Regions from separate parts of the Homo sapiens genome. Here region 2 is linked to region 1. A link is an interaction called in ENCODE POLR2A ChIA-PET data of the cell type or tissue named here. Cell type or tissue: Panc1. All regions are shown on one strand. Links, peaks and the distances in the headings refer to the core of each region. The heading gives the core; the rest is flanking DNA. Region 1 has its middle 21 kb from the start of MMP19. Region 2 holds the start of LOC124902941 (a long non-coding RNA gene).

The links. ChIA-PET counts read pairs that join two places held together with the same protein. Peaks named below come from ENCODE experiments on the same cell type or tissue, not always from the same donor. Only the 100,000 strongest peaks of a DNase experiment are listed, where the experiment ranks them.
Region 2: POLR2A ChIA-PET joins it to region 1 with 12 read pairs; 6 of 35 experiments call an interaction of 5 or more read pairs at or near these places.

Annotation. Positions count from the first base shown.
Region 1 is chr12:55,858,205-55,869,802 of GRCh38, reverse strand. No RefSeq gene overlaps it. Among named protein-coding and RNA genes, the nearest start is that of MMP19, 21 kb to the right of the region's middle. In Panc1, for the core only: no CTCF peak of the experiment used is centred there; no DNase peak of the experiment used is centred there.
Region 2 is chr12:55,915,845-55,927,442 of GRCh38, reverse strand. All of the region lies in intron 1 of PYM1 (PYM1 exon junction complex associated factor), which reads left to right. It overlaps LOC124902941 (a long non-coding RNA gene), which reads left to right and starts at 3,672. Exons shown (of 2, transcript XR_007063325.1): 1 at 3,672-4,002. It also overlaps a transcript of DGKA not described here. RefSeq lists enhancers at 1-107, 148-367, 1-439 and a silencer at 458-607. In Panc1, for the core only: no CTCF peak of the experiment used is centred there; no DNase peak of the experiment used is centred there.

The sequences.
Region 1 (11,598 bases), core at 3,311-5,810:
GGGAGGCTGAGCAGGAGAATTGCTTGAACCTGGGAGGCAGAGGTTGTAGTGTGCCGAGATCGCACCACTGCACTCCAGCCTGGCGACAGAGCGAGACTTCGTCTAAAAAAAAAAAAAAAAAGAAAAAAAAAATTCTGAAAACTGAAGGGACAACGTTGGGGAGATGGGAATCTTCTACAAACAAGTTATTTTAATTTTTAATTTTTGAAACAGGGTCTCACTTTGTCACCCAGATTGGAGTGAAATGGCATGATTATAGGTCACTGTAGCCTAGGACCACTCCCAGACTCAGGTGATCCTCCCACCTCAGCCTCCCAAGTAGCTGAGAATACAGGTGAGTATCACTATGCCTGGCTAATTTTTTAAAAAATGTTTTGTAGAGAAGGCCTTGCTATGTTGTCCTGGCCTCAAATGATCCTCCCACTTTGGCCTCCTAAAGTGCTGGGATTACAGGTATGAGCCACCATGTCCAGCCTTGAAACCCCTCTTTATTTATTTGTTTGTTTGAGATGGAGTCTCACTCTGTTGCACAGGCTGGGGTGCAGTGGTGTGATCTTGACTCATTGAAACCTCTGCCTCCAGAGTAGCTGGGATTACAGGTGCGTGCCACCACACCCAGCTAATTTTTGTATTTTTAGTAGAGATGGGGATTTCCCATGTTGGCCAGGCTGGTCTCAAACTCCTGGCCTCAAGTGATCTGCCCACCTTGGCTTCCCAAAGTGCTGGGATTACAGGTGTGAGCCACCACATCCAGCCCTGAAATCCCTTTTGAAAATTATGTGTTTGGGCCAGGCGTGGTGGCTCACACCTGTAATCCCAGCACTTTGGGAGGCCGAGGTGGGTGAATCACGAGGTCAGGAGTTTGAGATCAGCCTGGCCAACATAGTGAAACCCTGTCTCTACTAAAAATAAAAAATATTAGCCACGCATAGTGGTGGGTGCCTGTAATCCCAGCTACTCGGGAGGCTGAAGAAGGAGAATCACTTGAACCCGGGAGGGGGAGGTTGCAGTGAATTGAGATTGTGCCACTGCACTCCAGCCCAGGCAACAGAGTGAGACCCCATCACAAAAAAAAAAAAAAAAAAAAAAAAAGAGAGAAAATTATGTGCTTGGTATCTGTGTTCTCTTACTTTCTTAAGGATTGCTCTCCCGTTTACTTCTACTTCTCCCTGCTTCTCTTTCCCCTTCATTAACACAGGAAAGGATCTAGAGGGGACTTTTATTTTATTTTATTTATTTTTTGAGACAGAGTCTCACTCTGTCACCCAGGCTGGAGTGCAGTGGCGTAATTATGGCTCACTGCAGTCTTGACCTCTGGGCTCAAGTGATCCTCCCACCTGAGCCTCCCAAGTAGATGGAACTACAGGTACGTGATATGCCACTACCCTCAGCAAATTTTTGTATTTTTGTAGAGATGGGGTTTTGCCATGTTGCCCAGGCTGGTCTCAAACTCCTGGGCTCTAGTGATCTGCCTGCCTTGGCCTCCCAAAGTATTGGGATTACAGGCGTGGGCCACTGCATTTGGCTTAGAGGGAACTTATAGTGACTCAGACCCTTTAAGGAACACAGAAAAAGGCACCACTAACCCCTTTTTTTGGGTCTTCTCTCTTCCTATGGAGTCTGAAGAATGGTGGACATATTCTTCTCAGGTTTAAAGCTTTGTATTGAGTTACCTGATGTCTTTGACTTTTTTTTTTTTTTTGTGAGATGGAATTTCGCTCTTGTTGCCCAGGCTGGAGTGCAATGGTGTGATCTCGGCTCACAGCAACCTCCGCCTCCCAGGTTCAAGCCATTCTCCTGCCTCAGCCTCTGGAGTAGCTGGGATTATAAGCATGCGCCACCATGCCTGGCTAATTTTGTATTTTTAGTAGAGATGGGGTTTCTCCTTGTTGGTCAGGCTGGTCTCGAACTCTGGACTTCAGGTGATCCACCTGCCTCGGCCTCCCAAAGTGCTGGGATTACAGGCGTGAGCCACTGCGCCCGGCCTGTCTTTGACTTTTGGAGGTACCAGGGGTTACTCTGTACTATGAGATAACTTAACCTTTGTGTTTGTGATGACTGGCAAGTCACTGGTAAGAGCTGCAGTTTTGGAGGTGGTTGACTTCAGTTGTGATAAATAATTGTTACTGCAGGAGACTACAGGTTAGTGCACTTGGAGGCTATGAGAACATTCACCATCAAGGGATAAAACTTCCAGGGGGAGGCCGGATGCAGTGGCTCACGCCTGTAATCCCAGAACTTTGGGAGGCCAAGGAGGGTGGATCACGAGGTCAGGAATTCGAGACCAGCCTGGCCAACATAGTGAAACTTCGTCTCTACTAAAAATACAAAAATTAGCCGGACATGGTGGTGCACATCTGTAGTCCGAGCTACTCAGGAGGCTGAGGCAGAAGAATCGCTTGAACCCGGGAGGTGGAGGTTGCAGTGAGCCGAGATCGCGCCACTGCACTCCAGCTTGGGTGACAGAGTGAGACTTTGTCTCAAAAAAAAAAAAAAAAGAACAACAAAAAAAACTTCCATGGGGGATGGGCTGATCACAGGGTGGGTTGGTTGGTGTTGGTTACCCACCAGCTTTGGGGGAATGTCCTTGCAGCAAGGTGCACTGTGGAAACATGGTGCTAGTCTCATGGTGTTTCCCTCTTTTGGGGGGACCAAGGATTCAATGTAAAATTAGAAATCTTGGTTTTTAGGCCGGGCGCAGTGGCTCACGCCTGTAATCCCAGCACTTGGGGAGGCTGAGGCAGGTGGATCACCTGAGGTCAGGAGTTCGAGACCAGTGTGGCTAACATGGTAAAACGCCATCTCTACTAAAAATACAAAAAATTAGCCAGGCATTGTGGCGCATGCCTGTAACCCTAGCTACTCACCCAGGAGGCTGAGGCACAAGAATCACTTGAACCTGGGAGGTAGAGGTTGCAGTAAGCTGAGATCACACCACTGTACTCCAGCCTGGGCAACAGAGCAAGACCCTGTCTAAAATAAATAAATAAATAAATAAATAAATAAATAAATAAAATATATATAATATTTAAAGAGGTGGGTGCTCTGTTTTCCAGCTGTGCCTGCTTTCACATATTTAAATTATTAGGCCCCCCAGACTGCAAATGCTTTGTTGGCCCTGTTCATTAATGGGCGCTGACCTGAGTTTCGCAATGCAGTGAGAAAACAGAGACTAAATTAAAAACTGTTTAGCTAGGTTAGTCTCCAAAATACAACTTTCTGGGATTTAGCTGGTTATTTTAATAAGATTTCTAAATTCCCTCTAGGCTCATCTATATGTTTCCTTGTAAAATCCTATGGTAAATTCTTATGATTTTGTGTTTCCTTGGCACCCTTTTTTTTTTCTTTTCTTTTCTTTTTTTTTGAGACAGAGTCTTGCTCTGTCACCCAGACTGGAGTGCAGTGGCACAATCTTGGCTCATTGCAACTTGTGCCTCCTGGGTTCAAGCGATTCTCCTGCCTCAGCCTCCCAAGTAGCTGGAATTACAGGCGCCCACCACCACGCCCAGCTAATTTTTGTGTTTTTAGTAGAGATGGGGTTTCACCATGTTGGCCAGGCTGGCCTTGAACTCGCAACCTCACATAATCCTCCCACTTCAGCCTCCCAAAGTGCTGAGATTACAGGCATGAGCCACTGAGTCCAGTGCTTTTTTTTTTTTTTTAAATTCCTGGCAGGCTATGAATGGCATTTATTTTTAATCTTTCTCTAACACACCCAAACTCCTTTTTCAAAAAGCTTAAATTTTCTTTCTGTGCTTTGAGATATAAATTTGCCACTTTGTTTTCTCTAAAACTCAGGGCTTCAGCCATGTGAAACGAATTACAGAAGCATTAGGATTGAAAAAAATACACTTTAACCTTTTCCATTCACAAAGGCAGAGTTTTAATCCAACTGTCCTTTTAAAACTAGTGAGTTTTACCAGTCTCATGGCTAAAATTAAAAAAAATAAAGATATAAAGTCTTTATTTGTGTTTGTTTGTATCTTTATGTTATATGTATACATGTCTATGTTTATATATTGTCTATATGATATCAAACTAGATTATAAATAAATGAAAACTCATAAATTAAGTAAATAAGCCCAAATGCTTTTCAAGTTCAAGTGACTTTAATAATCTTTGGTAAATAAAACCTGTTCAAAAATTGGTAAAAATCAAACAGAAACATCTTCGAAATTTAATTTAGACATTGTTTTGCCTGGGTCTATCAGTCTACCAAGTTTATGTTATCTCTGCTAGATATTTTAAGGTCATAAAATTATTGCTTCTGATATTTTTTGATACTTCCTTGTTTTGTCTGTGAGCTTATGTCTTTGAATTTGAGCCTTTAGATTTCCAGGTCTAGACAAGTGGCCTTGGTGAGGCCCGAGGACAGCACCCAGCCCCATCCTCACTATTCCAGCTGTGCCTCCTGGCCATGCTGGAGTGGCTGGATCCTCCAGGCAGCATCTTCACAGATCTGTCCTTTGCCCTGGGATCTGCATCTGGTACATAATTAAAATTGCCTACTTCCTAGGTTTCACACTAAAAATTAGGGTTACTAAGAGCTAACATTGTAATGAATATGTGTAATTAAAACTACTAGATATAAAAGAAAAAAGACAAAAAACAAACAAAAAACTACTACATACAAGAGAAACAGTTCTGTATGCAAAGTAATCCCAGCACTTTGGGAAGCCGAGGCGGGCGGATCATGAGGTCAGGAGATCAAGACCATCCTGGCTAACACGGTGAAACCCCGTCTCTACTAAAAATACAAAAATTAGCCGGGCATGGTGGCGGGTGCCTATAGTCCCAGCTACTCAGGAGGCTAAGGCAGGAGAATCGCTTGAATCCAGGAGGCAGAGGTTGCAGTGAGCTGAGATCATGCCACTGCACTCCAGCCTGGGTGACAGAGCGAGACTCCGTCTCCAAAAAAAAAAAAAAAAAAAGTTGTTTTAAATTGAAGAATGATGATAGATAAAACTAAATGGGTATAAAAAGTTGGAAAAGGCCGGGCGCGGTGGCTCATGCCTGTAATCCCAGCACTTTGGGAGGCCGAGGCGGGCGGATCACGAGGTCAGGAGATCGAGACCATCCCGGCTAAAACGGTGAAACCCCGTCTCTACTAAAAATACAAAAAATTAGCCGGGCGTAGTGGCGGGCGCCTGTAGTCCCAGCTACTTGGGAGGCTGAGGCAGGAGAATGGCGTGAACCCGGGAGGCGGAGCTTGCAGTGAGCCGAGATCCCGCCACTGCACTCCAGCCTGGGCGACAGAGCGAGACTCCGTCTCAAAAAAAAAAAAAAAAAAAAGTTGGAAAAAAGGAATGAAAAAATTGTAAGAGGTTATAAAAGGTTTACAAAAATGTTACCTTGTGTGGTCAAAATTGGTTGAAATTGGATGGATTTGTTTATAAGAGTTTATTAAAATTAGCTTTGGCATTAATAATACACATGCAAAGATAGAATTTGGCTTTCTCTTTTAAACAAGGTTTTTGTGCAGTATTAAGAGACAGTAAAAGATTTTTGCTTACTTTTTTTTTTTTTTTTTTTTTGTGATTGAGTCTTGCTCTGTCACCCTGGCTGGACTGCAGTGGTGCGATCTCGGCTCACTGCAAGCTCTGTCTCCTGGGTTCACACCATTCTCCTGCCTCAGCCTCCCGAGTAGCTGGGACTACAGGCACCCACCACCACGCCCAGCTAATTGTTTGTATTTTTATTTTATTTTATTTTATTTATTTATTTTTGAGATGGAGTCTCACTTTGTCACCCAGGCTGAAGTGCAGTGGCATGATCTCGGCTCACTGCAAGCTCCGCCACCTGGGTTCATGACTTTCTCCTGCCTTAGCCTCCAGAGTAGCCGAGACTACAGGCATCCACCACCACAGCTGGCTAATTTTTTTTGTATTTTCAGTAGAGACGGGGTTTCACTGTGTTAGCCAGATCTCGATCTCCTGACCTCGTGAACCACCCGCCTCGGCCTCCCAAAGTGCTGGGATTACAGGCGTGAGCCACCTCGCCTGGCCAATTTTTGCTTACCTTTTAATTAAACTGCAAAAACTACTTGGCCTCCTGACTAGCTGGCTAATGTCACAAAGCCTGGCTAATTTAAACAATATTCATAGAGATGTGGTCTCACTATGTTGCCCAGACTGGTCTTGAACTCCTGGGCTCAAACAATCCTCTGACCTTGGCCTCCCAAAATGCTGGGATGACAGGTATGAGCCAATGCACCTGGCTCCTTGTTTTGTTTTTTAGAGGCAGGATCCCAATCTGTCACCCAGACTAGGGTACAGTGTCATGATCATTGCTCATGATAGCCTAGAACTACTTCTGGGCTCAAGTGATCCTCCCACCTCAGTTTCCCGAGTAGCTAGGACTACAGGGTCATGCCACCATGCCTGGCGCCTAGCTATTTTTAAAAGATTTTGCAGAGATGGGGTCTTGCTATGTTGCTCAGGCTTGTCTTGAACTCTTGATCTTGTGATCCACCCACCTTGGCCTCCCAAAGTGTTGGGATTACAGGCATGAGCCACTGCACCCAGCCTTTATCATTATTATTATTATTTTTGAGACAGAGTCTCTGCCCGGGAGGGAGGTGGGGGGCAGCCCCCGCCCGGCCAGCCGCCCTGTCCGGGAGGTGGGGGGCGCCTCTGCCAGGCTGCCCTGTCTGGGAAGTGAGGGGCCCCTCTGCCCAACCGCCACCCCGTCTGGGAGGTGTATCCAACAGCTCGTTGAGAACGGGCCATGATGACGATGGCGGTTTTGTCAAATAGAAAAGGGGAAAATGTGGGGAAAAGAAAGAGAGATCAGATTGTTAAAAAAAAAAAAAAAAAAAAAAAAGACAGTCTCTGTTACCCAGCCTGGAGTGGAGTGGCGTGATCTTGGCTCACTGCAACCCCTGCCTCCCAGGTTAAAGTGATTCTTGCCCCTCAGCCTCCTGAGTAGCTGGGATTACAGTCGCGTGCCACCACACTCAGCTAATTTTCCTAGTTTTAGTAGAGACAGGGTTTCACCATGTTGGCCAGGCTGGTCTCGAACTCCTGATCTCAAGTGATACACCTGCTTCAGCCTCCCAAAGTGCTGGGATTACAGCATGAGCCACTGTGTGTGGCCTAATGTTTGTTTTTGAGACAAAGTCTCTCTCAGTCACCCAGGCTGGAGTGTAGTGGCAAAATCATGGCTCACTTCAGCATTGAGCTCATGGGCTCAATCAGTCCTCCCTCCTCAGCCTCCTGAATAGCTGGGACTACAGATGCATGCCACTGGATAATTTTTGTATTTTTTGTAGAGATGGGGTTTTGCCATGTTGCTCATGCTGGTCTGGAACTCCTAGGCTCAAGTGATTCACCAGCCTTGGCTTCCCAAAGTGCTGGGATTACAGGCATGAACCACTGCACTTGGCCTTGAGCTATTTATAGTTTATAACAATTGGGTAAATTATACTTCTATGAGCAAAATCAAAATATTTGCTTTTCTCTCTGCCTGATTTCTCCAGAATTCAGAAACTGTTTGTGAAGATTCTTAGTTTATGGCAATATGGTTATTTGAAAAATTTCAATAAGAATCCGTTTTCTTTTGTAAAGAGACACAATTGGAGCCTTATTTTACTAAGGCTGTGACAGGACTGGCATATTTTCAAATATGACCAATTGTTTTCAGGAATTGAAGTAGACTTTGCAGAGTTGATATAAAGCCTCCTGGAAAGCCTGGCCTGCTACCTTGTCTACATATTTCCCTTAACAAGGTTTCTGACTTGTGATAAGTAAAGAATGTCACTTTCTGACAGGTCTAGGAATTTCTTTCATTCTTTTTTTTTTTTTTTTTTTAAGACAGTGTCTCACTCCATCACCCAGGCTGGCGTATAGTGGCATGCTCTCAGCTCACTGCAACCTCTGCCTCCCAGGCGCAAGTGATTTTCAAGCCTCAGCCTCTCAAGCTGGGATTATAGGTGCCCACCATCATGCCCGGCTAATTTTTGTATTTTTAGTAGAGACGGGGTTTTGCTGTGTTGACCGGGCTGGTCTCAAACTCCTGGCCTCAAGTGATTCGCATGTCTCAGCCTCCCAAAGTGCTGGGATTATGGGCATGGGCCACCGCACCCAGCCCAGGTCTAGGAATTTCAAGGTATTTTGAGGACCTTGGGAAGAAAAGAATTCACCAGATTCATATAGGTGTTACAATCTGATGATAAATCTTTGACGTGGGTTTCTAGCCTTCAGGCTTTTAAAAGTCGAATCTAAAATTCCTTATTAAAAAATTCTGGCCAGGTGCCGTGGCTCATACCTGTAATCCTAGCACTTTGGGAGGCTGAGGCGGGCGGATCACTTGAGGTCAGGAATTCAAAACGAGCTTGGCCATCATGGTGAAACCCCATATGTACTAAAAATACAAAAAATTAGCTGGGCATGGTGGTGCACACCTGTAATCCCAGCTACTAGGGAGGCTGAGGTAGGAGAATTGCTTGAATCCGGGAGGCGGAGGTTGCAGTGAGCCAAGATCGTGCCACCGCACTCCAGCTTGGCAGACAGAGTGAGATTCCATTTCAAAAAAAAAAAAAAAAAAAATTTCAGCAAAGACAACTTTAAAAGATACTATATATACTATATGACCAATCACTATTCTTGCTGCACTTTATGCAGATAATCAGGCCACGTATAATACAAGTAAAATGTATTTTGCAAATAAATTGATCCTATTATTATTTGTCTTTGGTAGAAGTAGAAATGGGGAACTGGAAAGAGAAAAATTATGTTTCACAAAAAAATATAGTACACATGATATTAGATTGTAGCCTTGGCCGTTGTTTTTGAGTCTTTATTATTTGCCTACAATTTGGACTGAATCTGAATTCTTTCCCAGATACAAGTCTCCAAACTAATGTTTTCAAATTTTCCTGCGATTTTTCTGACTCAGACTCACTAAAAATTAAAATTGTGCTTTTATTGAAGCCCTGCATACTGAAGCTAGATAGCTTGATGTATACTCCAGGAGAAATCACCACAGCAACTTATGTAGAAACAGCATTTGTGCTTGCTAATGTATAGAATACTCAGAAAGTTCACCTGAACACCTGGTTCGAATTACAATTCAGAAAAATCTGTCGGATTGCATTGGCAATCTGAAGATACTTTAGAGACTCTGCAAAAATGAATTTATAGACTACTCCTGACATTAACTTTTGCTCTTCTTCCGTTTCCATATAAATGACTCTTATTAAAGATCTGTTTGTCTGCATCATAAATAGAGGCCTAGCCCATCTGCAGTGGCACCGCCTAGAATGGGACACAGCTGTTTAACCAAACTGATCTATTCTCAGAACTAAGACTCTGATTAATGAAGAAATGGGATGATACATTTAAATTTGCTCTTTTCTGCTTATCCAAATTTGTCAGCTCCTTTCTCTATCTCTATCTAACAACCTTCAACTCAAATCTCTCCAAAGCTATCAACCTGACTTTTAATATTTGAATCATTTTTAAGTTTCAAAGTGGGGACTGAAGGAAATAAAAATGTTTTACCCCAAAATATATTTATTTGATATATTCTGAGATGGCTGTCAGAGAGCCAGAAAATAGTAGCTCTGTAAAGCTGTATTTTGTGGGGGAAGATTTGCATCTGTAAGAATCTGCATTGATACAGCTTGGCCTTCCCTTGCCCAAATCCAGAGAAGATTCAGTGAGAGTCTGACACCTTTAAACCCCTGAAAGAAACATGTACCATCAATCCTCTTTGAGGGCTGCTGCTTGAGAGGTTTCATTTGCAGTACAAGACCACCTTTGCTAGCCAGGCCTCTTCTCGCCTTCCCATTATCTGTTTTGCCACTATAACTTGATTTACCACTGTAGCCTGTTTTTGGCCATGCTCTGAGCCCCATTCTATCTGTAACCTCGAGATGGTATATAAGCTTCTGCACCACACTGGGGATAGGATAATCATTCTACGGCTGTCTCCCCTGTACACATTATTAAGTTTGTATGCCTTTTCTCCAATCAATCTGCCTTTTGTGAGTTGAGTTTTCAGTGAACCTTCAGAGGCTAGAGGGTAAGTTTTCCTTTGGCCCCTACAAAACCTTACTGAGAAAAGGTACAAGAAAGATAAATTGTGAGCTTGAATTTCTGAAGATGCCTTTATTCACCTTTCACATTTGACTTATAGTTTGGCTGGGTATTTAATTCTAGGTTAAAATAATTTCTTTCAGAATTTTAAAGGCATTTTTTTTTAACGTTAGCCTTCAATATTGCATTGAGAAAACAGATGTCATCTCATTCCTGATACCTAATATATGACTTGTGCTTTCTCTCTGAAAGTTTTAGGGGCTGGGTGCAGTAGCTCATGCCTGTAATCCCAGCACTTTGGGAGGCCGAGGTGGGCAGATCACCTGAGGTCAGGAGGTTGCGGCCAGAGTGGCCAACATGGTGAAACCCCATCTCTACTAAAAAAATACAAACAAAGGGCCGGGCGCGGTGGCTCACGCCTCTAAACCCAGCACTTTGGGAGGCGGAGGTGGGCGGATCACGAGGTCAGGAGATTGAGTCCATCCTGGCTAACAGGATGAAACCCCGTCTCTACTAAAAATACAAATACAAAAACAAAAACAAAAAAGTTAGCCGGGCATGGTGGCGGGCGCCTGTAGTCCCAACTAGTCGGGAGGCTGAGGCAGAAGAATGGCGTGAACCCGGGAGACGGAGGTTGCAATGAGCCGAGATCACGCCAATGCACTCCAGCCTCGGCGACAGAGCGAGACTCCGTCTCAAAAAAAAAAAAAAAACAAACCTGGGCGAGGTGGCTCACGCCTGTAATCCCAGCACTTTGGGAGGCTGAGACTGGAGGATCACGAGGGCAGGAGATCAAGACCATCCTGGGCAAGCAACATGGTGAAACCCTGTCTCTACTAAAAATAAAAAAAAATTAGTCAGGTGTGGCAGCGGGTGCCAGTAATCTCAGCTACTTGGGCGGCTGACGCAGGAGAATTGCTTGAATACAGGAGGAGGAGGTTACAGTGAGCCGAGATCGCACCACTGCACTCCAGCCTGGGAGACAGAGCGAGATTCCGTCTCAAAAAAAAAAAAAAAAAATATCGGCCGGGTGTGGTGGTGGGCGCCTGTAATCCCAGCTACTCAGGAACCTGAGGCAGGAGAATCGCTTGAACCCGGGAGGCAGAGGCTGTAGAGAGCCAAGATTGTGCTACTGCATACTCCAGCCTGGGCAACAGAGCAAGACTCTGTCGCAAAAAAGAAAAAAAAAAAAAAGAAAGAAAAGAAAGTTTTTGGGATCCGCTCTTTAACTTGATGATGTGATTGGTATATTTCTATCTTTATTTTTATCTTTCTGAATGCTTAGAACACTTTTTTAAATTTTGAGACTAATCTTCAGTTTTGGAAAACTTCTTTTTTGAGACAGGGTCTTGCTCTGTCACACAGACTGGAGTGCAGTGGCACAAACACGGCTCACTGTACCCTTGACCTCCCAGGCTCAAGAGATTTTCCCACCTCAGCCTCCGGAATAGCTGGGACTACAGGTGCTCGCCACCACGCCTGGCTAATTCATTTTTATTTTTTGTAGAGATGGGGTCTTCCTGTGTTGCCCAGGCTGGTCTCAAACCCCTGGGTTCAAGTT
Region 2 (11,598 bases), core at 3,333-5,832, 58 kb before region 1:
CTTGCGCCCTTTTCCCTCGCAGGTCCTGGACGTACGAGGAGTTCCTGGGGATGAGAGGGACTGTGCCTCGGAACTTCTCTTGGCTCCCTGAGGACTGTTTTACAGGCAGCAAGCGCTCAGTAATGGTATCGGTGGCAGTAAAAAGCCCACGGCTTTATTTTATTAACTATTTCAGCTTCTCCACTCTTCCTCCTCCTCCACCTCCGCCCATGAAATGGTGCACTCTCCCTTTAAGACTAAGATGGTGGCTTGCTACGATCGGGACTCCACTTCCGGTGGGGAGGGGGGCGGGACCCCAGCCCGCTCACGCCGGAAGTGGTTTGCGTTTTCAAGATGGCGACTCCCTATGTTACTGACGAGACCGGCGGTGAGTGCGGGAGGCGCGGAGCCGCTTCTCTCCGGGCTCTCGGGGCAGGGGTTCGGACTTGGAAAGGGGTCTGTGCCCCGCCCATCCCGGGGCCCCTCCTTTGCCCCGCCCCCCGGACCGCCTTCCCCATTCATTCTCTCCTACGGGGTGTCTCCTGCGCCCCCTTCTGGTCTCGTGTTTGGGGTCTCTGCTTCCGGTCACCCAAACCCTGGGGTCCTTCAGTGCTGGTCCCTGCTTCAGGACCCTCACGGGCCCTTAGCTTTTCTCCAGCAGTTGGACCACTCATATCTCTTTTAGGTTCTTCAGGCTTGGGGGCTTCTACACTCTCATTTCCCTCCAGTTCCTGCCCTCCTTCTTTTCCCCTCCCCCATCTCAGCTATACTTGGTTTCTGCCCTACCCCAGTCCCGTTTTCATTATTTTTCTCGAAGCTTTATTTGCTGAAGACCTCCTCGTTTCTACATAGTACCTTTTCCTCTCCCGTATCTTCATTTGTTGGGTCACTGAGGTTTAGAGGTGTGAAGGGAAGAGGACCCTAATACAACTTTCAGCTTGAGTTTTCTCCCTGATGGAGCCACCCTTCGCTACCTTCTCCCGTGATGGTGATAGAAATTGAGGGGTCTAAGGTGGGAAAAGGCAAACAGGAAAGTATCTAGTGGCTTTTCTCCGAAGCCCTTTGACAAGTGAATAAAACCCACTATTCCTTCTGGCTAGAGAAGAATTTGCAGCCTGGCTGGCCGAGATGCTGAAGTGTCTGCTGTGTATGTAAGGTGTATGTGTTGGAAACGGAGAATCACAGCTTTTATCATGGTTTTGTCCCTTCCTAATGGCCTCATCTTTAGGAAAATATGCATAGTAGTAATAGCTACTCAATGATGATCAAATAATATATGTAAAAGCAATTTATAAAATACTGTGCAAGTGCAAAGTGTTTCTGTTTTTGTAGCCCTCATATGTGTAGTCTGTAGTCTGTAGAAGCAACAGTGTGCCTGTGCCTTGGTACACACGGTGTTTTAAAATGTGCCATTTTGCTTCTTGCTCTGCTGCTTTCCATGTTCCTTACACCTCAGCCCACCTATTTTATGGTATCTGATGACAACCCAGGTTGCTGCTACTTCTCCCCAACCTCACAATTTAAAGTGGTACTACCTCTTTCCTTCTGTTCTCTACCCAGTAGCTCCTTCATGAATTACCAACTTTTAATGTGTGTTTTGAAAATACTACTTATCCAGTATACTTCTCTTTACTCTTAATCATTTTCTTTACCCTGACTCCGTGAAAATCCAGGTATCACATCTTACCTTACCTTGTCACTAAAAGCTGTTTTCTGTTTTCCGTGACTATGTGGAAGAGAAAAAGGAATAAACTGCTTTTTTGTTTTCCTTTACTATGTCCAGATCATTGATCTACCACTGTCACTCTAATCCTCATGGAAGGTATTGCCATGCAATTATAGCAGTTTCTGTAAAACTTTAGTGTCATCATTTACTGCCCACAGGGACCCAGACCTATTGCATCATATTTTTTTCTCTCCTTTTTTTCTTGCTATCATTTTCAGTGTCTCCAGCACCATTGGAATATTCTGATTTCATAGTTCCTCAGCATGAGACGGTCGACTTTCCTTTGTATTTTCAAACCAGTTGCACATCAGAATCACTACAACCTGGATCTCATCTAGGACACCGCTTTTTCTTCAGCTGCTCCCCATCACTTTAGCCTCCTTACCAGTCACCTATTTCACTATCTTAAACCCACAGGATCAGCTTTTTGTCCTCAAGTTCTCTGGTTCTTGACCTTCCCATTTCATTGAATCTGTCAGTACCTTATGGCCTTTGGTGCTGCCCAGCTAGACCTCTGTGACCAGCCACTTTGATAATATCCTCTTGCTTTCTTTATTCATTTTGATTTTCTATACTAAGCAGGCACTTCTGTTGTCTCTAATGATGGGTATGATTAGAGATGTTTTCTTGGCTTCCGCTTCTAGGCCACAGCATGTTGCTAGAGAAAAAGTACAGAGCTATCAGATTCAATATAACTTAACTTCTGCCAAGATCATGGCTTCTAATTATTTTTTTCTTTTTAAAAAAATTTTTTGCTGGGCATGGCGGCTCACGCCTATAATCCCAGCACTTTGGGAGGCCGAGGTGGGTGGATCAACTGAGGTCAGGGGTTCAAGACCAGCCTGACCAATATGGTGAAACCCCGTCTCTACTAAAACTACTAAAATTAGCTGAGTGTGGTGGCATGGTGGCGTGGGCCTGTCATCTCAGCTACTCGGGAGGTTGAGACAGGAGAATCGCTTGAACCCAGGAGGCAGAGGTTGCAGTGAGCTGAGTTCGCACCACTGCACTCCAGCCTGGGCGACAGAGCGAGACTCTGTCTCAAAAATAAATAATAAATAAATATTTAAATTTATTTTTTATGTTCTTCCATAGCTGTTTCCCCAACCTTTTCCAGATCTGTGTGACCATCCCTTTTAATTCTCCTTCTTTTGGCAGAAGACTTCATTTTTATTTCACTGAAAACTCAAGGCCTATCATTTTTGTTTCCTTTTTCTTCACAGCCAGATTTTGTTTGTTTCTTTCTTTTTTTAAAAATGAAGCGATGCAGACTTGCTATGTTGCCCAGGCTGGTTTTGAACTCCTGGCCTTAAGTGATCTTCCCACCTCAGTCTGCCAAAATGTTGGGATTACAGGTGTGAGCATGCACCTGGCCCCAGATTTCTCGAATATGAAGAAATCTCCTGATATTTCTGTTTCCTTGCTGCCTATTTGTTCTTAACTCTTTGCAGTCATTATTTCTAGCACTACCCTCTCTCGAGTTGCCTATGCCTTTTTCTAATTGTTTCGTGAATATCTTCACTCTTGGATATACTGTTATACCTCAAATCCAACCTGACCAAAACCAGTATCAGTTTTTCCATCACTATTTCTGTTAAAGGCACCATTATTCTAGCCAACCCAAGGTAAACTTTTGTATCGTTTCTTTTTTTTTTTTTCTTTGAGACAGAGTCTCACTCTGTCGCCCAGGCTGGAGTGCAGTAGCGCGATCTCGGCTCACTGCAACCTCCGCCTCCCTGGTTCAAGTGATTCTTCTGCCTCAGCCTCCTGAGTAGCTGGGATTACAGGCACATGTCACCACGCTTGGCTAATTTTTGTATTGTTAGTAGAGACAGGGTTTCATCATATTGGTCAGGTTGGCCTCGAACTCCTGACCTCGTGATCTGCCAGCCTTGGCCTCCCAAAGTGCTGGGATTACAGGCATGAGTCACCACGCCTAGCCATTTCTTTTTTTAATATTCTAAATATACTTGATTTTTTAGAACACTTTTAGATTTATAGAAAAATTGAGAAGATGCTACAGAGATTTCCCATATACCCTACACTCAGTTTCCCCATTACTGTCATCTTACGTTAATATAGTACTTTGCTTGCAATTAATGAAGCAATATTGATATATTACTATTAACTAGAATCCATACATCATTTCATTAGTTTTGTTTTTTTTTTTTTTCAGACAGGGTCTTGCTCTGTCACCCAGGCTGGAGTGCAGTGGTGCAATCACCATTTACTGTAGTCTTAACTTCTGGGCTCAAGTGATCCTCACATCTCAACCTACTGAGTAGCTGGGACTACAGGTACACACCACCACGCCTGGCTAATTTTTGTATTTTTTGTAGAAATGCGGTCTTGCTCTGTTGCCCAGTCTGATCTCAAATTCCTGGGCTCAAGCAATCCTCACGCCCTGGCCTCCCAAAGTGCTAGAATTACAGGTGTGAACCACCATGCCTGGCTGATTTCCTTAGTTTTTACTTAATTTATTTTTATATTTATTTATTTATTACTATTTTTTTGAGACGGAGTTCTGCTCTTGTTGCCCAGGCTGGAGTGCAATGGTGAGATCTCAGCTCACCGCAACCTCTGCCTCCCGGGTTCAAGTGATTCTCCTGCCTCAGCCTCCTGGGTAGCTGGGATTACAGGCATGTGCCACCATGCCCGGCTAATTTTGTATTTTTAGTAGAGATGGGTTTCTCCATGTTGGTCAGGTTGGTCTCAAACTCCTGACCTCGGGTGATCTGCCCACCTCGGCCTCCCAAAGTGCTGGGATTACAGGTGTGAGCCACTGCGCCCAGCCTTTTTACCTAATTTTTTTTTGTTGTTCCAGGATCTTATCCAGGGTACTACATAACATTTAGTTCTCATGTCTCTTTAAGCTCCTCTTGGCTGTGACATTTTCTCAGGCTTTCCTTGTTTTCCATGACCTTGAGTTTTGAGGAGTACTGGTCAGGTATTTTGTAGGATATCCTTCTATTGGAATTTGTCTGATGTATTTCTCATGATTAGATTTGGGTTATGTGTTTTGGGGAGGAAGACCACAGAGGTAAAGTGACATTTTCATCACATTGTATCAGGGTACATAGTATCACAATGATTTTTTACTGTTAATATTTTTGTTTTTTTGAGACAGGGTCTTCCCTCTGTTGCCCAGACTGGAGTGCGGTGATGCCATCATGGCTCACTGAAATCTTGACCTCCCAGTCTCAATTGATCCTCCCACCTCAGCCTCCTGAGTATCTAGGACCACAGGCGTGTGCTATCATGACCAGCTAATTTTTTTTTTTTTTTTTTTTTTGGTAAAGATGGTCTCACTATGTTGCCTGGGCTGGTCTTGAACTCCTGAGCTCAAGGTATTGTTCCCCTTTGGCCTACCAAAATTCTGGGATTACTAGGCATGAGTCACTATGCCCAGCCTGTTAGTATTGACCGTGATCATCTGGCAGAGATATTGTTTGTAAGGCTTCACTGTAAAGTTAGGCTTTACCCCCTTCCTTTCCATACTGTAGGGAAGTCACTATTGCCAGCCCACGCATAAGGAGTAGAGAGTTGTGCTCTCCTTAAAAAAAGAGATTAAGGGCTGGGCATGGTGGCATATGCCTGTAATCCCAGCACTTTGGGAGGCTGAGGCTGGAGGATTGCTTGAGGCCATCCTAAGCAACATAGCAAGACCTCTTATCTACAAAAAGATTTAAAAAAAAAACGAGCTGGGTAAGGTGGCACACACCTGTGGTCCCAGCTACTCAGGGAGCCTCAGAGGGGAAGATTGAGCCAGGGAGGCTGAGGCTGCATTGAGCCGTGATTGTGCCACTGTACTCCATCCTCAGTGAGAGGCTGTCTCAAAAAACAATTAAAAAAACACACTATTTGGCATTTTTCTGCCCAGGAGATTTTTTTCTTTTCCTTTATTAATTTATGTATATCAATATGGACTTATAGATGTGTATTTTATATGTTAGGTTATAATCCAATACTATTTTATTTGCTTTATTGCTCAAATGTTCCAGTTTTGAACATTGGGAACTCTTTTAGTTTTTTACTTGGCCCATCTCCCTTTGACATTTGCCATCATTGCAGGTATGATTTTGTTCTCTGCTCCAGTCCTGCGGTCTGCCATTTCTCCAAGAAGCCCTTGTTCTTTTTACTAAAGAGTAATGTTAAAAACTAAGATCTGATCACTAGGTGTTTTTATTTCTATGGGAGTATTTTTTTTTATTTATGGGAGTTTTATTTTTTTATGATTATTTTTATTATCATCTTTTACTTCTCTCTTGCCCTCCTCATGTATATCAGTTATCAAAATATCATTCTTTTATTCCTACTGCTGTTACCCTTATCCCATCTACAGTACTTGTTAGCTATATAGCCTTGGGAATCTAAGTCTTAGTTTTCTCATCAATGAAATTGGAATAACTCCTGCAACACAGGATTATTATGCGTATTAAAATTTAAATAAAGTAATTTACATGTTTGGCACATAAAAAGTGTCCAACACATTGTTCTATAATTATTACTATTATGTAAGGGTCATTGTATGGGTTAGAAGAAATTACTATATATGGCCAAGTACCAGGCATAGTACTTGGGCCATTCCAAGTGCCTGCTAAAATTCTAGTTTCTGTTGTTCTGCAAATATTACTGTGACCTCCTAAACTGGTCATCGTATTTCCAGTCCCTCTCTTGTTTCATTTCTACAGATACACTGCTACCAGATTACTGCTTCTTAAGTGCAAATTTAGTTATGTAATTTTTGTTCAATATTAATTCATCAACCCAGAGTCTGCTGTTATATATGGCATATATCTTTCTAAACTGTTTTAAACATAGCAGAACCAGATGGTATATACATTTTTATATCTTGCCTTTTCATTTAGCCTTATGAGGTAAATGTTTTTCCTTGCTATTAAAAACTCTGTAAACATCTTTTAAAATACTGGCAGAGTGTTTTATAGTTTGGGCATGCACCCTATCTTACTTTCTTCTGTTATTGGACTTTTAGATTGTTTTCAGAATTTTTATTATAAGAACACTAGAATGTTTTTGTGCATGCATCTTTTTCGGCATTTAGGGTTATTTTCTTTTTCTTTTTTTTTCTTTTTTTTTTTTTGAGACGGAGTCTCGCTTTGTCACCAGGCTGGAGTGCAGTGGTGCGATCTCTGCTCACTACAATCTCCACCTCCTGGGCTCAAGTGATTCTCCTGCCTCAGCCTCCCGAGTAGCTGGAATTACAGGCATGCACCCCCACTCCCAGGTAATTTTTGTATTTTTAGTAGAGATGGTGTTTTACCATGTTGTCTAGGCTGGTCTTGAACTCCTGGCCTCAAAGGATCGCCCACCTTGGCCTCCCAGAATGCTAGAATTACAGGCATGAGCCACCGTGCTCGGCCTGATTTTTTAAATTATCTGTAAGATGAGGTCTTGCTATGTTTCCCAGGCAGGTCTCCAACTCCTGGGTTCAAGTGATCCTCTCACCTTGGCCTCCTGAAGTGTTGGGATTATAGGCATGAGCAACTAGTTTTTCTTTTCCTTTTTTTTTTTTAAAGAGACAAGGTCTTGCTCTGTTGCCCAGGTTAGTGTACAGTGGCACAGTCATAGCTTGCTGTAGTCTTAACTGTTGGGGTCAAGCAATTCTCCTGCCTCCTCCTCCTGAGTAGCTGGTACTAGTACTACAGGCATGCGCCACCATGGCTGGCTAATTTTTGAATTTTTTTATAGAGCTATGTTGCCCAGGCTGTTCTCAAACTCATTTTCACAAGCAGTGCTCCCACCATGGCCTTCCAAAGTGGTGGGATTACAGGCATGAGCCACTGCACCCAGCCTAGTTTTTCTTTTTTCTTTTTCTTTTTTTTTTGAGACGGAGTCTTGCTCTGTCTCCAGTCACCCAGACTGGAGTGCAGTGACGCGATCTCTGCTCTGCCAACTGGGCTCAAGCTATTCTGCCTCAGCCTCCCAAATAGATGAGATTACAGGCACGCACCACTATGCCCAGCTATTTTTTTGTATTTTTAGTTAGAGATGGGGTTTCACCGTGTTGGCCAGGCTGGTCTCGAACTCCTGACCTCAGGTGATCTGCCTGCCTTGGCCTCCCAAAGTGCTGGGATTATAGACGTGAGCCACCATGCCTGGCCCCCAGCCTAGTTTTTCTAAGCACATATGCATATATAACATTAAGGTAAAATGACATATTTTGAATTATACTGTTAAGATTGGCTGTTATTTTCTAAAATATGAATCCTTGAAACACCTAGTAATCTTCTGAGATGTGACACAAAATAAATAACTAAAATAGAGGCCGGGAGTGGTGGCTCACGCCTGTAACCTCAACACTTTGGGAGGCTGAGGCGGGTGGATTGCTTGAGCCCAGGAATTCGAGACCAGCCTGGGCAACATGGCAAAACCTCGTCTCTACTAAAAATACAAAAAATTAACTGGGTGTGGTGACACACACACTCCTGTAGTCCCAACTACTTGGGAGGCTGAGGTGGGAGGAATTGCTTGAGCCTGGGAGGTGGAGACTGCAGTGAGTCAAGGTCCAGCTATTGCACTCCAGCCTGGGTGACAGTGACCTCATCTCAAAGATAAATAAAATAAAATGCAAATAATGTTTCTGTGCACAAATTTTGAGAAACACTGTAAACCATATTCCCATCTTGCATATGTACCTGAATAAGAACATAGTAACTCATTTAAGCCTTGCTGTTAAAAAAAACAAACGCAAAATCTTTTTTGGTGTTTAACCCAGAATTTCCCAAACTTATTTAACAATTTTTAGGGATAACCCCTGTTTAATATCTTATGGGAGTAGTATTTTACATAACAAAAGCTTTGGGAAATGTGATTAAATGATAGGACTACCTTTTTTATTTTTGTTTTTTTGAGATGGACGCTTGCTCTGTCGCCCAGGCTGGAGTGCAGTGGTGCAATCTCGGCTCAGTGCGACCTCTGCCTCTCAGGTTCAAGCGATTCTCCTGTCTCAGCCTCCCAAGTAGCTGGGACTACAGGCACGTGCCACCACGCCCAGCTAATTTTTGTATTTTTAGTAGAGACGGGGTTTCACCGTGTTGGCCAGGCTGGCCTCAAACTCCTGACCTCAGGTGATCCACCCGCCTTGGCCTCCCAGTGCTGGGATTACAGGTGTAAGCCACCATGTCCAGCCTAATTTTTAAATTTTTTATAGAGATGGAGGTCTTACCATCTTACCCAGGATGGTCTTGAACTCCTGGGCTCAAGTGATCCTCCTACGTCAGCCTCCTAGTGTGCTGGGATTACAGACGTGAGCCACCATGCCTGGCCTATTTGTTGATTTCCATTTTTATTTTAGATTTAGAAAATGTGCAGGTTTGTGGTTGGGCGCAGTGGCTCACGCCTGTAATCCCAGCACTTTGGGAGGCCGAAGCGGGCGGATCATGAGGTCAGGAGATTGAGACCATCCTGGTTAACACGGTGAAACCCCATCTCTACTAAAAATACAAAAGAAACTTAGCCGGGCATGGTGGCGGGCACCTGTAGTCCCAGCTACTCGGGAGACTGAGGCAGGAGAATGGCGTGAACCCGGGAGGCGGAGCTTGCAGTGAGCCGAGATCACGCCACTGCACTCTAGCCTGGGCGACAGAGCGAGACTCCGTCTCAAAAAAAAGAAAAAAAAAAAAAAGAAAATGTGTAGGTTTGTTACATGGGTATAATTATGTGATGCTGAGGTTTGGGGTATGAGTGATCCCATCACCCAGATAGTGAGCTTAGTACCCAATAGTTAAGTTTTTTTTTTGTTTGTTTGTTTGTTTTTTGTGATGGAGTCTTGCTTTGTTGCCCAGGCTGGAGTTCAGTGGTGTGATCTTGGCTCACTACAACCTCTATCTCCCGGGTTGAAGTGATTCTCCTGCCTCAGCATCCCAAGTAGCTGGGATTACAGGCATGCACCACCATGACCGGCTGAGTTTTGTATTTAGTAGAGTTGGGGTTTCACCGTGTTGGCCAGGCTGGTCTCCAACTCCTGACCTCAGGCGATCCATCTAGCTTGGCCTCCCAAAGTGCTGGGATTACAGGCGTGAGCCACTGTGCCTGGCCCCAGTAGATAGTTTTTAAACCCGTGCCCGCCTCTAATAATCCCCAATGTCTGTTGCTGCCATCTTTATGTCCGTGAGTACCCAGTGTTTAGCTCCTACTTATAAGTGAGAACATGCAGTATTTGGTTTTCTGTTCCTGTGTTAATTTGCTTAGGATAATGGCCCTCAGCTGCATCCATGTTGCTACAAAGGACATTATTTTGCTCTTTATGGCTGTGACAGACTACTTTTTATTTAATTAATTAATTTTTTTTTGTTTTGAGATGGAGTCTTGCTCTTGTTGCCCAGGCTGGAGTGCAATGGTGCGACCTTGGCTCCCTGCAACCTCTGCCTCCTGGGTTCAAGTGATCTCTTGCCTCAGCCTCCCAAGTAGCTGAGATTATAGGCACCCACCACCACGCCCGGCTAATTTTTTTTATTTTTAGTAGAGACGGGCTTTCACCATGTTGGCCAGGCTGGTCTCGAGCTCCTGACCTCAGGTGATCCACCCGTCTTGGTCTCCCAAAGTGCTGGGATTGCAGGCATGGTGAGCCACTGCGCCCAGCTGACAAACTACTTTTTAAATTTTTTTTTATTTTTGAGACAGAGTTTCACTCTGTTGCCCAGGCTGGAGTACAGTGGTGTGATTGCAGTTTACTGCTGGCTTGACCTCCTGGGTTCAAGTGATCCTCCCAGCTTAGCCTCCCAAGTAGCTGGGATTACAGGTGTGCGCCACCATGCCCAGCTAATTTTTGTAGAGAAGAGGTTTCACCATGTTGCCCAGGCTGGTCTTGAACTCCTGGATGCAAGCGATCTGCCTGCCTCAGCCTCCCAAAGTGTTGGGATTAGAGGCATGAACCACCACGCCCAACCTCAGACTACTTTCTTTTTTTCTTTTTTTGAGACCGACTTTTGCTGTTGTTGCCCAGGCTGTGGAGTGCAATGGCCTGACCTCGGCTCACCGCAACATCCACCTCCCGGGTTCAAGTGATTCTTCTGCCTCAGCCTCCCGAGTAGCTGGGATTACAGACATGTGCCCCACACCTGGCTAATTTTTGTATTTTTAGTAGAGACGGGGCTTTCTCCATGTTGGTCAGGCTGGTCTTGAACTCCTGACCTCAGGTGATCCGCCCGCCTCTGCCTCCCAAAGTACTGGGATTACAGGCGTGAGTCACCGTGCCTGGCTGACTACTTTTAAATGTAGTATTATCACATGCTATGTTTTTGCCCATACCCTCTAGTGAAACTGGGCTGTATGGCTGATGTGGAACAGCAGTGCGATGGTGTGTAAGCTTTGGCATCAGACTTGAGTTCAGGTTACAGATATGTGCTACCTTTGGGATCTTGACCATGTCTTTTTTTTTTTTGAGCTGGAGTCTCACTCTGTCACCCAGGCTAGAGTGCACTGGTGTGGTTTCAGCTCACTGCAACCTCTGCCTCCTGACTTCAAGCAATTCTCCTGTCTCAGCCTCCCGAGTAGCTGGGATTACAAGCATGTGCCAGCACGTCTGGCTAATTTTTGTATTTTTAGTAGAGATGGGGCTTCGCCATGTTGGCCAGGCTGGTCTCGAACTCCTGACCTCAGGTGATCCGCCCGCCTTGGCCTCCCAAAGTGCTGGGATTACAGGCGTGAGCCACCGCACCAAGACTTGACCATGTGTTTAACCTCTTGAAGACTGTTTCCTTGGCTGTAAATGATGATATCTATCTATCGTTTAGATTTAACAGGATGATGTATACAAAGTTCCTCCTGTAATGTAGCTACTTATTAATAAATACTCTTTACTAATCATTCTTAAATACTGAGTTTTCCACTGCTAGGATTTTGCTTTTGTTGTTCCTCTTATCCCCTTTCCC